Regions from separate parts of the Homo sapiens genome. Here region 2 is linked to region 1. Evidence: chromatin loops called from intact Hi-C (ENCODE). Cell type or tissue: heart left ventricle. All regions are shown on one strand. Region 1 overlaps ADD1 (adducin 1). Region 2 overlaps SH3BP2 (SH3 domain binding protein 2).

Region 1 (2,500 bases):
GGATATTATGAGTTGGACTGTGTCCACTCCCCAAAATTCACATGTTGAAGCCCTAACCCCCAGTTCCTCAGAATATGCCCTTATTTGGAAATAGGGTCGCTACAGATGTAATTAGTTAAGATGGGGTCCACAAGGCAGACCTAATCCAAAATGACTTATGTCCTTATAAAACGGAAAATGCGGACAAAGAGACACGCACAGGGAGAACTAAGTGTAGATGAAGGCAGAGGTGGACGCAGTGCTTCCTCAAGCCAAGAAACGCCAAGGACTGCCGACTACCGAGCTAGGATGGGGCCCATTCTCCCTCACAGCCTCGGGAGGAACCAGCCCTGCCCACACCCTGATCTTAGACTTCTAGCCTCCAGAACTGTGAGATGACACATTACTGTTGTTTAAGCCCCTGGTCTGTGGCACTTTGTTACAGCAGCTCTAGGAAACTCATAGAGAGGGGCTGTCAGGAAAGCTTCACTGAGATGATTTCAGAGGTAAAACGTGACTGCCAGGTGGCTTGGGGAAGGCAGCAGTCACCTGGTGAATAAACATCTACTGAGCTTTAGGGAGTAGCACAGAAAACACAGCAGAGTGAGCGCAGTCAACCGTCGTCTGATTTCACATGCAGTACCTGGCACCCAGCAGGTGTTCCACATATTTTTAATGACCTAATTTAACTATTCTCTCTATTCTAAACCTTTCAGCCCCCACTCATTCTCAATATCCAACTCGAATGCTTCCCGCTCTATGAAGGTTCCCCACGCCCCAAGCCTGGCACCTGGACTCCTGTGTGTCAACATACACCATTCCCACCTCTCCCATGGCCACTTTCAAACAGGACCAAATCATATGCGGATAAATTATCTGGGTACATACTTGCTCCATCACTGGTCTGTGGGCCTGTGAAATACAGGGACAATACATTTCTAACTCATGTTTGTACAAGGGCCCTGGGGGAGTGTGTCATACATAGCAGGGGCTCAAATGAGACTGTTTATTCCCGAAGGAGGGTATTTGCCACAAGGGACATCTAACTTCCCTGGGACAAAGGGCTCCAAGAGGTCTGCATCCAAAATGAAACTGCATCGTCAGGAAATACGCAGTGAAACAGAAGGTGGAGAGTTCGCTGGAAAGAGTAACAAGATTGTAAACAGACTTGGGGGCTCCGACACTGAAGACTAAATCCAGGCAGAGGGCTGGGAACAGTGCAGCCGTCAGCACACACCCTGGCCAGCACCAAGAGACATGGACGCCCTGGCCAGAAATTCATTACAAACACTTGGAAACCTGCAATACTGGAAGGCTGCAGCACCAGCCAATGCAAAGGAAATCCCTGTAATCTACTGGCAGGAGGGAGCCCAACATCTGGCGCTATCTCCCAAACACAACCGTAGTTAAGCTCTAACCCCCCACTGCTTACAGTACTAGCCTAATGACACAGTTCTCCACCACCCTAAAAGAGAACACCCACCTTATGTTGAAGGTTCTTCTTCACAGCTTTAGGCTGACGGAGTGTGCCCTGTTTGGGACCTCAGAGCTCAGTTAAAAGCCTTTAATTACTCTGATCGGATCATTTCTATTCCTGTGTCTCCGGATGTCCTCTTGCAGAAGCAGCTGCTCAAAAGGCCCCTTTCAAATAATCACAGCTACAGTTATCACTGCTCACTATGTGTGTTTTAACTCATTTTTTCTGCAGATAAGGCACAACACAGTTAAGCAGCCAGTAATGGGGTTGCTGGAGTCTGAACTCGGGCTGCCTGACTCCAGAGCTCCTCCTCCTCCCTCTAATCCACATTCTCTCTGACAATCAGGATGTCTCAAAACAGCTCCAATTAGAAACAAAAGCAAAAAGTAAAACTGAACCACAGCAATTTGTCCCAGCCTACTCAAGTGGGTCCTCTTGCTTCCTCCCTTTTATGATGAATGGTTAGTTAACGGCTTCCCAGCCTAAATCATCCACATTTTATTAAGTCTTTTATACAATTACATAGCTGGTGTTGTTTTTCTTTTAACTACAGCATTAATTAATCCTATGGTATGTTATGAGAGATATTCCAGTTACTTGCTTAAGGTTTAGTAGGCAGTAAGTGGAGAAGCAAGAATCTGAAATTAAGACTATGGTTTGGAGACCGCACTCTTAATTGCTTCTCATTAAACTGTGTTCTTGTTGCTGACAACAGGACTCTCCAGTCCAAGGGTCAGTACTGAGCCAAAAATCAGAGGTTGGTTCCACTCATACTCCTATAAAACTTCAACACGTATGGAGTTACCTCACCTGTAAAGTAAAAACAGCTCCCCATCCCAAACTCCAGACCTAATTTTTCCCAAACCCAGTTGAGGAAAATGCAGCTAGAAAATGCAAGGGATCCAGAAAAGTGACCACGAATTGTCTAAAGACCCTATAAAGACCACTGCAGAGAACAATGTTCTCACACACACTCGTTAATTCCAACCACCCTGCAAGATTCCTCCATGTGCAGATCAAGACTGACTCAGTGTTTTTGTGGGT
Region 2 (2,500 bases), 68 kb after region 1:
GTATTTTTAGTAGAGCCGGGGTTTCACCACGGTGGTCAGGCTGGTCTTGAACTCCTGACCTCAACTAATCCACCCGCCTTGGCCTCCCAAAGTGCTGGGATTACAGGCATGAGCCACCACGCCTGGCTAATATTTTTAAACTGTTTTCTAACATGGGTTTTTTTCCCGGATGTTGTTCGTTTTTACTCTCTGGGTTTATTATTCTATTCCCTTGCCTTCTGCTTCTTGTCATTTTTTATTCCTTAGTAAATTTTAGGTTGGCCTCAGGAGGTTTCCTGTCTAGGCTGGGTCTTGTCCTTGCGCTGGCTTCCTCCTGGGGCCACTCACAGGCCAGCACAGGTGGGCTCAAGGCGACAGGCCAGCCCCTCTGCTGGGGCTGCAGCAGGCATCGGGGTGGGAGAGCAGGCCACAGCCACTCCCAGGCCGGGGTCTCTGGCCGGACAGGGGAAGGGAGATGCAGGCAGGCCCAGGAGCAAGAGGGAGGCAACAGGAAGAGGTGCTGACAGAGAGGCAAAAAGAAGGAAGAAGGAGTGGGCCAGACCCCGGGTTGGGGAACCGAGAGCTGTGTGTTCCTCCTCAGCCTGGGAACCCCAGAGCCTCGGGGCCCGGGCAGGGGACAGGATGACTCATGCCCGCTGGCTCCTGTCCTCACCCTCAGCGTGGCCCAGAGGGGGCCTGGGTGACCTGAACGTTCCCAGGCCCCTCACAACGCTCCACTGTTCAGAGAGGCCCAGTGAGGACAAGGGTCTGGCGGTGGGCCCGGCCTGCCGGGAAAGGAGCCCAGCCCCCAGCCTCTGCCGCAGCCTCTCTGCACCCCTGCAGTCTGGGCCCCGGTCCTCCGCGGTCAAGACAGGCAGGGGTGGAGTCTGGATCAGGGTCTCCTCCTCTCCGCCCCCAACCATGCAACTGTCCAGCCCCCTTCCCAAGGCCAGGCCGCCCACAGCCCAGCTCCTTCCTCCCTCGGAGCCAGCCTGTCACAGCCTTTCTGCTGCAGCCTCAGCAGAGGTGGCTCTCAAAGACAGCTCCGCTCAGCCTCAGGGCTCAAGGCCACCCATGCCCTACCTCGCCGGACACCTCTCAGGCTGTTCCACGAGTTCCTCCAGCCGTTCCCCACCTGCAAACTCCCGCCTGGCCTTCTGCCCCCGGCCAGGTCACCCCAAGACACCCCCAATGCCCTTACTGCTCCCTGGGGATGGCGCTCCAGGCCAGGTCCTTCCTCAGAGGGGTGAATGGCTCTAGTTAGGGTCCCCAACCACCACAGCCCCAGACCCGTGGGAGCCGAGGCCTGAGCTCTCCTGCCTGCCCAGCCTCCCTGCACCCACCCCTGGCACGGGAGCCCGAGACAGCCTCCCCAGAGCCCCCAGGTGAAGTGCCACCTGGCCCGTCATCAGCCCGGGGGGGGGGCGGTCACAGGACAAGCACCTCCACGTACTGCTCGGGTGGCAGTAAGACTCTGGAGTCAGCAGGGCCTGTAAGCAAGCCCGCCGGTGTCTGCCCCTAGGGCCTCCTCCTGGCTGGGAAGCAGCCACGGGGCAGGCTCGGGCAGCTCAGGCAGGGGCAGGCTGCATCAGACAGGGAGGTGGCACAGCCCGGTGGACACTCTGGGGACACAGCCTCAGGAGTGACTTGGGGATGCCCTTTCCCTCCCCAGGGAGGCAGCTCTGGACCATGCCACTGTCTGCCAGAAAAGCCAGCCAAGGAGGAGGGAGACTGAGCCGGGGACAGTCAGTCCCACCAGGGCCAATGCCACCCCAATCTCAGCAGTCTGCTGCTCCCTCCCCTTTCATCCCCTGTAGCCCCTGTGCAGGGGTCACCGACCCCATCCTGGTCACGTCACCTCCTCCACTCCCACCCAGCCTTCTGCAGCCTCGACGAACCCACTTCTGTCTGTGGCAGCCCCCACCCTTTCCCCAGACCCCGCCCGAGCTCCTCATGGTCTTCTTGTGGCCACTGCTTGGAGGGCGTATGTTCGGCAGTGGTCTCCAGACCCCAGAGTAAGCTTGAAAACATAAGCCAGCCCCTGCTGGAAGCCCCACCAGGCCCTCGGGCCCCACCTCTCTAGCCCCTCTCCCTTTTCAAAACCAGGGTGTCTTTCACACAGCCTGAGCCCTCAGCCTGGCCCCTCCTCCTGCTCCCCCTCAAGGAGGCCCCCCCGGGGGGATCCGTGAGGCGCCCCTGGCATCTTTGGTGCTGCCTTTTCCCAGCTTCGTACTGGAAGGGCCAGGACCCTGCCTGCCGCAAGGGTGGCTCTGGGTAGGTCTTCGAGGGGGCCTGGGTCCCAAGTGGGTCCCCCCTGCTTCTCAGGACACCAGCCCTGGAATAGCTGTCCCCTTGATGCCAGCCGGCAGGAACCCTGGCATGGGGCAAGGCCCGCTAGATCCTCTGCAGAGGTGGGGGTTGGGGGTCCTTTCTCAATCTTCTTCCTTCCCCAGCAACTTCCTGCCCCAGAGGCAGGCACAGCCACCCCGACCACAAAACATCACCCTCCTGGTCACATCCT

Evidence for each region. Peaks named below come from ENCODE experiments on the same cell type or tissue, not always from the same donor. Only the 100,000 strongest peaks of a DNase experiment are listed, where the experiment ranks them.
Region 2: a loop joins it to region 1, with 1.8 times the contacts of the local background. A loop is called at or near these places in 8 of 110 quality-filtered maps.

Annotation. Positions count from the first base shown.
Region 1 is chr4:2,867,092-2,869,591 of GRCh38, reverse strand. All of the region lies in intron 1 of ADD1 (adducin 1), which reads right to left. Among named protein-coding and RNA genes, the nearest start is that of ADD1, 24 kb to the right of the region's middle. In heart left ventricle, no CTCF peak of the experiment used is centred here; a DNase peak (open chromatin) is centred at 1,257; H3K4me3 peaks cover 2,020 bases; H3K27ac peaks cover 2,500 bases.
Region 2 is chr4:2,799,454-2,801,953 of GRCh38, reverse strand. The region is part of intron 1 of SH3BP2 (SH3 domain binding protein 2); the gene reads right to left. Among named protein-coding and RNA genes, the nearest start is that of SH3BP2, 7.6 kb to the right of the region's middle. RefSeq lists an enhancer at 655-704. In heart left ventricle, a CTCF peak has its summit at 1,550; DNase peaks (open chromatin) are centred at 733, 1,573, 1,803 and 2,313; H3K4me3 peaks cover 1,953 bases; H3K27ac peaks cover 2,399 bases.